Regions from separate parts of the Homo sapiens genome. Here all the other regions are linked to region 1. The links are chromatin contacts, found by Hi-C or POLR2A ChIA-PET in ENCODE. All regions are on one chromosome and are shown on one strand. Each heading gives the region's core, a stretch centred on a gene start or an enhancer-like site at or near the end of the contact. The rest is flanking DNA. Distances are from core to core; before and after follow the strand shown.

Region 1 (3,138 bases), core at 317-2,816:
TTCAGGAACTGTGAATGGCAGAAGATCTCCCACCAGCCACAGATTTATGGAACCAATCCAGCCAACTAATTTGAGCTACAAATGAAGTATCTAAAGAAGAGCCAGCAAGCATGTCTTCCCCCCGACCATTAATTATAATCTTGTGTACTGCAATCCAGGCTGAATAATACGGCACCAATTCTCCTGGACCAGATAAACTGGGCAGTGAAGAAAACCACCAAGTCAATTAATTTCCATTCCAGCGTTTGCCAGGATAGTATTTACCCAACCTCGGGTAAGTGTTAATACTTCAAATTTTCTAAAATCGAAGCTCCATAGCCTAAGGAATCCCCACAGGCCAGACCCTTTCTCAAGGTCTGCTTCAGAGGTTCTCATACTCATTGGTGCACGTCTAAAATGTCACAGACCAAACTACAGACTAAAATCTAATTCTCAGTGACCCCAACCACGGCCCAGACCCACACTTACCAGATGTCATCTACTGAACAGCCCACACAGGTTCGGAACTAGGCCATCCCGGCCCATCTGGAATAACTCTTCAGTACTTAGGCCAATATTTATTAATTATACTACATCTGTCTATTCTATTATGCATTCCCTGCATCTTCTCTACTATTTAGCACTCCCTCTTGCTTCAAACGCGATCCTTTCTATTCACGGGAACTCCTATCTCCCTTCTTTCCTTCCCTGAGAAACGCTTCAGTTCTTTCCATAATGAAATACCTAACGTATCTGCACAATGAACACCCCCCAGAATCCTCAAGACTCCTCCACAGCCACCTCCCCGCATTCCTCCACCTCTCCGGCATCTTTCCTCCGGCCCCTCGCCCTGTTCGCACTCCCACTACGTTTCCTGCAAGCATTCCCTTTTCTCCAACCCCTGCCCTTCCCTTCTCCCAAAGAGCACACTCCGGCAGCAACAGTGACTGAGGCCTGCGGTGCATAAAGCACTGCACCAGGCACGGTGGACAGAGCCCTGGTGTCTCCCTAGCCTTTTCACACCCACACCCAGCACCCTCCGGCCTCCCCGTGCAAACATCCCACCTCCTCCCCTACCTCTGACACCCGCCTCCAGCCTCGGAGGCCGCCTTCTCGCCTCCGCCACCCCCGTCATTATCCCTCCTCAACCCCCCAACCCACCCTCCGCGCCCTGCTTCCTCACGTCCCCCAGCCAGCCCCAGCGTTTCCCTCGGCCTCGGCTGGCCCCCTGGCCACCCCCAGCCTCGCCACGGCTCGCTCCCCCCGGGGTCAGGCCGTTACCGCCGCGCGCTCCCCCCGCGCGCCGCCCCCTCCCCCTCCCCCGCCCTCCCCCGGGCCCGGGCCTGCCAGGCCGAGCGCTTTACCGCGGGCGGGCGCCGAGTCGCGCGGTCACCGACTGCAGGCGGCGGCAGCTCCAACCTTTCTAGGGGCCTTGAGAGGAGGGGAAGGGGGGAGGGGGGAGAACTTTTGCTGTGGCAGCTTCGGCAACAGCTCCCACCCCTGCGCCTTTCTCCTCTTCCTCCCCCTCCTCCTCCTCCTCCTCTTCCTCCTTCTCTTCCTCCTCCCAGAGCAGTAGAGACGCAGACATGCCGCAGCTAGAGCGCCGCCGCGGTCGCCGCCACTGCCGGCCCGGTGCATTGTGGGAAGCCCCGCACACGGGAAGCGCTCCGCGGCGCCCGCCCTCGTCTGGCGCAGAGACCTGGCTGGAAAGACACAGCGTGGCTTCGATTCCGGCGCCTGCGTGTCACCAGCCCAGGGTGGCCGTGGAAGCTGGACCCGAGCCGCAGGCCCCCCAGGCTGGGCCTGGGAGGAAAGCGGTTTGAAAAAGATCGGAACTGAGGAACTCTCTTAGAGCGGGGGACTCCCTGCTCCTACAGCCTTAACCAATGCCCAGCGCTTGGAAAGTGGAGGACTCGGGGATTCGGGAGCGTTTCAGGCCTGGGGAAATGGAAGGGTCGGGGACCTAGGTGAAAGGTTATTTGCCAGAAATGTCTTGGCTTTTTCATTTATTCTGTCTTACCTAGCCCTTCGCCGCCACCTCCAGTCGTTGGCCTCTTACCACCTTCAAATGCCACCTTTTCCGGAAGATGTAGCCCTGCGCCCTTGAAACTGGCAAACCCTATTAGTGTCTGCAAGCTGAGATGCAGGGTGTGGGCATAGACACAGATCAAGAGATCCGGCCCTGGACCCTCTTGGGCAGAACCTTGCCCTTCTCATTTCACCTGAAGCCCAAACTTTGTATGGCAAAGACTTGGTAATGATCTCTATAGAGCTAGGATTACACAGTTGTCTCATCCTTTGGGGGCCCTTTAGCCAAACTGTGACCTCCTTAATGGTGCCTTCGTCAGCTAACATTAGGCGCCCTGAGGTGCTTCTGCATACTGCCATCGTTTACAATTACTCATCTTTGTGTACACACCCTAGCACAAGGTCAGCCATATAACATAAAAGATGCTCAGTGAATGTTGAGTAATTGTGAGCATCTGGAACTTGCCGTGGGATAAAACGCGTTCATTGGGATTTCTTCATAATAATATGAAGATTCCATTTAGCGCCTCTCTGCAATACTTAAACGTAACCTTTGAGGGGAGAGGGAAAAGAAAAGGCATGAAAATATCTATAGAGCCATTTCTGGTGTTCTCCTTCCCTTTTCCACACCCGCCTTCCCACCCCTTGCCAACTAAATGTTCATTTGAATAGTGCTTTTTGGCAAAATTCCAAACTCCTGCATTATGCACTTGTGATGACACTGAATTAGATTAGTGTCTGCAAGGTTAATGTTCCCTCAGGCATTAACCTTAGTAAATCGTGATGCCTGTTTAGAAATAGCTAAGGCCCAGAGGTTCAGCTTAATTTAGACACAGGTAACTAAGAGCAAGAGTAAACCACAGCTCCACAATCAACTCTCTCTGTGTGCTTTCTCCATTAAAAAATATAAATTTTAATAAGATGACCGCACATATTCTGAATGTTAATTGCAACAAAACAATGACACAAGTTAGAGCCAAGGGACAGTTATCTGGAGGACAGCCTTCTGGCAACTTCTAGCACCCGCAGTGGCATCAAATTCAGACGTCATAATGAAAAACACCTCTGGCAGCAAGAAAGCCGACTCTCAGTATTAGGCAGTGGGAAAACTAATAACTGAAAAGGGCTCAA
Region 2 (3,138 bases), core at 433-2,932, 610 kb before region 1:
ATATGAAGGCCTTCTCACTGACACATCACCCAACCCGTCTTGGAGGTGGCTCTCGCAGATGGGGGGCTGGCCAGGCAGCGACTGTCTTTCCCTCCTTCCCATGGGTCCCTCCCAAAGCAGCAACTGAGCAGGCAGGGCCTCTGGGGGCTGAGAAGAACTGTTCCTCAGGCGCAGCCCCCTCACAGCTGTCTCTCCTATTCTTCTCCCTCCAGCTCTTATGTTTGCACCCCTGGAGGGTCTGAAGGCCTGAGTAGGAGCTGGGTCCTGACTATGAAGTCTGGAGCCCCAGAGCTGGGGGAGAACAGGATGCCGGGTGGGAGAGACCTAACTAGGCCTTCTCAGCTGGGGGACCTCCAGAGGAGCCCCAACGCTGAGTCGCAGCCAGGACCTCGGAGCCCCAACGCTGAGTCGCAGCCAGGCCACAGCTGTCTGAGTGCTCACAGCCTCCATGCAGGCAGTGACCCAGCTCCAGGCATGTTCACATGCCATGCCCTGTCTGCATTTCCAGTGCCCACTGGACAAACCCCCAGCTTCCTCAGGCACCTCACACCCCACAGGCGCAACACCTCTTCCGGAGCCTCATCCCAGCACTGTCACTGTCACTGCCTTTGCGTCTTTTACTTCTCCCCGCCTCCTCTCTGCCAGTCTCAAAGCTTGTTACTAGCTGTATTAGTCTGCTCAGGCTGCCGTAACAAAATATCACAGACTGGGTGGTTTCAACAACTAACTTTCTCATAGTTTTGGAGGCTGTGGAAGTTGATCAAGTGTCAGCAAAAATGGTTTCCCCTAAGGCCTCTCCTGTTGGCTTGCAGGCAGCCACCTTCTCACTGTGTCTTCACACAGCTTTTCCTCTCTGCAGCCCTGGGGTCTCTACCTGGTCTTATAAAGACACCAGCTGCATTGAGTTAGGGTGCCACCCTATGACCTCATTTAATCGCAATTCATTCTTTAAAGGCTCCATCATCTCCAAATGCTATCACTTTGGGGCTTTAGGGCTTACAACAAATGCATTTTTGCAGGGACACAATCCATTCCATAACAGCTGAGTATACAAGGATGTCCTCAGAAGCAAGTAGGAACCATGGTATTGGATGTCCTCCAGGGAGAGGGAGGAGCTAAAGGGCATACTCCAGCAGAGAAGGACCTTCTGTCCTCCCTGCCCGTTTTTCCCCATCTGTTTGCTCTTACCTGAAATTCATCCCAAGAGTTTCATGATAATCACCTCAAGCTTTGATCCTAATTAAACAAATTTAAAAATCACATTTCTTCCCTGGAAGAGGTAGCGATTGGTTAGTTTAATAAAGTACTAGTCAATCAAGCTGAATGAGAATTCCCTGGTTTTTTTTTTTTCTTTTTTGTAGAGCCAGGGTCTCATTGTGTTGCCCAGGCTGGTCTCGAACTCCTGGGCTTTGGCAATCCTCCCACCTTGGTCTCCCAAAGTGTTGAGATTACAGGCGTGAGACACCATGCTCGGCCAAAGGCCCATTTTGATAAAAATATCTTAAAATTACAAAATGACCCATCTGGGGGTGGGTTGTGAAATGAAGCGTTTGGAATAGATTATCTTTGTGGTCACTTGCAGCTCGCTGGATAACCTTTAAAATTATACATTGGGTCGGAATCTCGGGAGTCAGATCTCCAAACAGCTCATGCCAAGAGCTTCCAGCAGGGGGCAGCAAGGCACCGTGAGCACTGGTTCCGTAACATCCCTCGGCGTCAGACGAAAACACCCTCACTTTCCACGTCAAGTGGAACTAGAACAAATCCTCCTTTGCTATCTGTGGCTCAAGAATGTTGTGCCCAGGCCAGGCGCGGTGGCTGACGTATGTAATCCTAACACTTTGGGAGGCCAAGGTGGGAGGATCGCTTGAGCTTGGGAGTTGTAGACCAACCAGCCTGGGCAACATAGTGAGACCTTGTCTCTGCAAAAAATAAAGTATTATCTGGGTGTGATGGTGCACACCTGTAGTCCCAGCTACTTAGGAGGCTGAGTTGGGAGGATCACGGGAGACCAGGAGATTGAGGCTGCAGAGAACTGAGATTGCACCTCTGCACTCCAGCCTGAGTGACCCAGTGAGATCCTCTCTTAAAAAAAAAAAAAAAGAATGTCGTGCCCTTAGAGAAAATGAGATTCTGAGCCAGTTAATGATTTGTCTCCAGGAAACCCAAAATTAAACATGAGAGAAACCCAAAGTTTCTTCCAAAATTACATTTATTTTTCTCAATTCAGAAAAGTCTCAACACCACAATTTATCTGTTTAATGTTTTCATTTACATTTGGCTTTATCCCAAAAAGGGTTTAACAGTGTCACCAAGTTACCAGGTCTCTGTTTCATCATATTTACACAAGATGAAGGAAACTCAATCTGTTCGTATTTGCCCCAGGTAATAGGTTCTATGTAGTGACAGGCATTTCACTATTTGACTTAGTGTTTGCCAAAATGAAGTAAGGGGAATTGGGTCCAGAGCTGAGGACAGATCCATTTGGAATGAAAGCATAATAACCTTGAAGTTATTCCAGTGACAAAAAATGATCAGTGAAAGATTTTCTAAGAGCAAGCAGGAATGAGGAGGCTGGCCCTCTGGCCAGCATGAGATGGGGTCTTAGGAACAGTTTGTCATTCAGTAACCTCCTAACAAACACTCGGGCAAGCCACTTCCCCTCTCTGAGAATCAGTTTCCTCTTCTGTACATAAGGGGAGAGGGTCAGTCAACCATCTTAGATATGGGAACTTAAGGGGACTTCATGGCCCTGCGGGAAAAAAGCTCAAATGTGTTTTTTTGCATTGGGCCTGCATGGGACGTAAGTGTTTCGGGAGTGAGGGGAGGCCTTGGAAGGGAACTGCTATTGCTAATGATGATTAAGAGATGACTTCGTGTGGGAACCACCACTCAACCCTTGCTTGTCTGTACAATCTATTTCCAGCCTCAGCCCCTCAGAACAAGGGGTGGTTTTTATGGTGTCTAGCCTGGAACTCTCTGTCAGTAAAAGCTGGAAGGGGCCAAAGGTATCTGCTCAGTGTTCCCCCTTGCACAGCCCTCACTGCCCCGAGCACCTCATGCTTACTTGACAAGCTGCAGTCTGGAGTATCAGACCAGCCTGTGTCCCATCCCTGAGGAAGTACACGGCCGCTTCAA
Region 3 (3,138 bases), core at 269-2,768, 590 kb before region 1:
AAAAAAAAAAAAAAAAGAGAGAGAGAGAGATTAAACAGACCTGAGCATGTTCAAAAGCTGACCAGAAGACTTAGTTAAGAGACGTAGGTATAGAATCACTTGGCACACTGATGGACTTGTTTGTTTGCTGGTCTGCCTCATCTCATTAGCCTACAAACCCACACGCAATCAAAGCCTCTGTTTTATGTTTCTGTGCCCCACACCTAGCATGGTGTCAGGCGTGTAGAAGATGCTCAGAACATGCTGTCCTTTGGTTGTGGTTGACAATATCACCAGGACAAACCTCAAACCCTGGGGGAAGACATCCAATGCTGGACATAAGAAAAGGAACAGAAGTATTATTGATACCTGAAGAACTTAAATGTGATTCTTGAGATATTTCAGATTCTTAACAAATGTCCAAGAAACCCAGAGACTTCAGAGTAACATGAGAAAAAGACAATTAAGAATTCTCTTTTCTCTGGAAGAACATGGTTGTGGTCACACTGAAATCGCAGCCTTGCATCTCCCACTTTTCTTGCACATTGTTTGGGTTTCTCCAGCAAAAAGCTCTTTAGAGATACAAACAATGACACATCTTTAGTCTCAGGGACAGCTGCTCCTCTGTCCGCGGCATATTGTTAACAAACCAGCCCCATCAGTCAGCTGATGGTGTTTCCCAACAGGCAATGCCCTGACAAGCCCCTCACCCTTTGTCCTTCATCGGCTGGACTACATGGGGCATTCTGTATCTGAGTAGCAAAATACCACTGCTATAAAAAAAAATAAGGTGATATTGCTTTAAGCCAAGGTTCTCCAAACCTCAGCATTAACTTTCTGAGATGATGGTACTGGCTAGAAATCTAAGACTCCATTGTAAAAAGCAACAGAACCGTCTCAAAGGCTATCTTTGCCTTTCTGGTCTTAGCCACCTGATTTCTCAATGCTGATGCCAGCTGGGTGCAGTGGCTTATGCCTGTAATCCCAGCAGTTTGGGAGGCTGAGGTGGGAGGATCCCTTGAGTTGTAGACCAGCCTGGGCAAAACAGTGAGACCCCATCTCTACGAAAAAATTAAAAATTAGCCAGGCATGGTGGCACATGCCTGTAGTCCCAGCTACTTGGAAGGCTGAGGTGGGAGGATAGCTTGAGCCCAGGAGTTCAAGCCTGCAATGAGCTGTGATTCACACGCCAGTCTAGGAGAGACAGTGAGACCCTATCTCAAACAACAACAACAACAAACAAAATCAATGCCGATGCCCAGCTGCCATGTCACAGGGAGATTAAGGCAGTGGAGGGAAGATGGACAAATCCTGTGTTCTTTAATGAATTCACCTTTCCAGTTTCAAAGAAGTCTAAAACCAGCTGAGTGAAATCAACCATAGTCCTCTTCTAGGACCCTGAGAATGCTGATTCAGAAAGAAAAACAGAAGGCTGTAGCCAAAAGAAACAGAGGTACTTCAGGTCAACACCTTAGGTTTGGCTTAACCTGCCCAATCCGCCTGGCAGGCACTTCTGGGGAAATGCCAATCACATCTGGAAAGTGTGAACTCGCCACCCTCTTGGTCACCGCAACAGGATGCGAGGGTTACTATTTTCAAACTGGAAACTGTCATGGTGTTGTGGTTGGTTAACAGTTCCCATATTCCACCCCAGGCTGGCCACTGTTCAGAGACTAGCTGCCTTCTCAAAGGACGGAGGTGGTTTGGAATGTCCCATGTGTAGGCCACACTGAAGCCTGGCTGCCGGGACCCCAGTCAAGCCATGAGGCGGCAGGGAAGCAGCTGCTCAGCAGAAGAGCAGCCCCCTAGGGTTAGGGGAGGTAGACGTTGTTTGGGTCAAGACTTTTGGCCCAAAATTTCAGTGGGGAGTGTGGCCTACATGCCAGTCTTCTCAGCCGTAGCCTCCCACAAGGGCAGGGTGAGTGACAGCACACCAATCTCCTGGCACAGTAATAACAAGTAAATGAGATCATTCACGTCAAGGGCGTTTTATAAATTAGAAGAGACTAACAAAGGTGCACTTGTGTCCGGGCGCGGTGGCTCACGCCTATAATCCCAGCACTTTGGGAGGCCAAGGTGGGCAGATCACGAGGTCAGGAGTTCGAGACCAGTCTGGCCAACATAGTGAAACTCTGTCTCTACTAAAAATACACAAAAAATTAGCCAGGTGTGGTGGCAGGCGCCTGTAATCCCAGCTACTCAGGTGGCTGATGCAGGAGAATTGCGTGAACCCGGGAGGCAGAGGTTGCAGTGAGCCAAGATCGTGCCACTGCACTCCAGCCTGGGGAACAGAACGAGACTCCATCTCAAAAAAAAAAAAAAAACCCCAAAAAAACAAAGGTGCACTTGTAGGTTCAGCATCACCAATAACAACAGCCAGATACCCACTGAATACTAAGAAGAGCTCTATGTCTTTCATCAAATTATAGTCACGAAACGATGAGTACCTCAGGCAGTTGCTTGGTCCATGTGTATCCTCCAGGCCTGGTTCACTGTGTCTGACATATCCTTATGTAACCTAGAGAAACTCACTTAGGAAAACGGGCTAAATATTTCCTAAAATTTTGACAGAGATAAAGAACGCTTATAAGGTAGGACTTGGAAAATGTAGGCTAAGTGCCAGGGTGGTGGGAAGGGTCTTAAGTTAACCAAAAAAAGTAAATTTAGGTAGAAATGAGCTAATTGTTTACCTGCAAAAGGCAGTGCAAGGTTCTCCCTGTCTGACTCTATAATCAAAAATCACAAGGAGCCCTAGTTCAGATTCTGGGCTTCAATTTTCCCCAATGTAAATAGTCGAAGCAGGCAATGCACTGTAGACACACCGTGTGTGACAGGCTCTGCTAGGAAAGGCATGAGATGCAAAAAAATCCTCCCAGTTAGGGCTTGCTCATGATGAGTGCAAAACACTAACAAACGAGCCTGTTTGTTTCCAAGGAAATGATCTCAATATAGTGAAAAGGCCATTAAAACAGATTCTCAGCTGGGTGCAGTGGCTCACATCTGTAATCCCAACACTTTGGAAGGCTGAGAAGGGAGGATTGCTTGAGCCCAGGAGTTTGAGGCTGCAGTAGGCTACTGAGTGTACCACTGCACTCCAGCCTAGTCAACAGGGCAAGACCCTGTCTCTTAAAAAAAAAAAAAAGATTCTCCTTGTGTTAC

What was found. A loop is a pair of places that touch in the nucleus more often than their neighbours do. ChIA-PET counts read pairs that join two places held with the same protein, here RNA polymerase II (POLR2A). Pooled maps may share reads with other maps.
Region 2: a pooled map shows a loop between it and region 1 (4-fold over the local background). The contact joins the enhancer-like site here to the promoter of ZNF148 in region 1. A Hi-C loop is called at or near these places in 6 of 50 pooled maps.
Region 3: a pooled map shows a loop between it and region 1 (2.8-fold over the local background). The contact joins the enhancer-like site here to the promoter of ZNF148 in region 1. A Hi-C loop is called at or near these places in 2 of 50 pooled maps. POLR2A ChIA-PET finds 5 or more read pairs at or near these places in 2 of 52 experiments (HEK293 and PC-9).

What each region holds. Positions count from the first base shown.
Region 1 is chr3:125,373,759-125,376,896 of GRCh38, forward strand. ZNF148 (zinc finger protein 148) reads right to left here and starts at 1,567. Exons shown (of 9, transcript NM_021964.3): 1 at 1,344-1,567. It overlaps LOC105374080 (a long non-coding RNA gene), which reads left to right and starts at 1,668. Exons shown (of 3, transcript XR_924427.3): 1 at 1,668-3,138. RefSeq lists a silencer at 1,302-1,351 and enhancers at 1,462-1,731, 1,842-1,891.
Region 2 is chr3:124,759,754-124,762,891 of GRCh38, forward strand. It overlaps ITGB5 (integrin subunit beta 5), which reads right to left. Exons shown (of 15, transcript NM_002213.5): 15 at 2,195-3,138. Among named protein-coding and RNA genes, the nearest start is that of MIR544B, 29 kb to the left of the region's middle. RefSeq lists enhancers at 1-402, 403-992, 1,529-1,823. Within about 2 kb of position 1,683, at least 4 of the 41 ENCODE cell types and tissues checked have a DNase peak (open chromatin) inside an H3K27ac peak, as active enhancers do.
Region 3 is chr3:124,783,298-124,786,435 of GRCh38, forward strand. The region is part of intron 10 of ITGB5 (integrin subunit beta 5); the gene reads right to left. Among named protein-coding and RNA genes, the nearest start is that of MIR544B, 52 kb to the left of the region's middle. RefSeq lists an enhancer at 1,697-1,936. Within about 2 kb of position 1,519, at least 4 of the 41 ENCODE cell types and tissues checked have a DNase peak (open chromatin) inside an H3K27ac peak, as active enhancers do.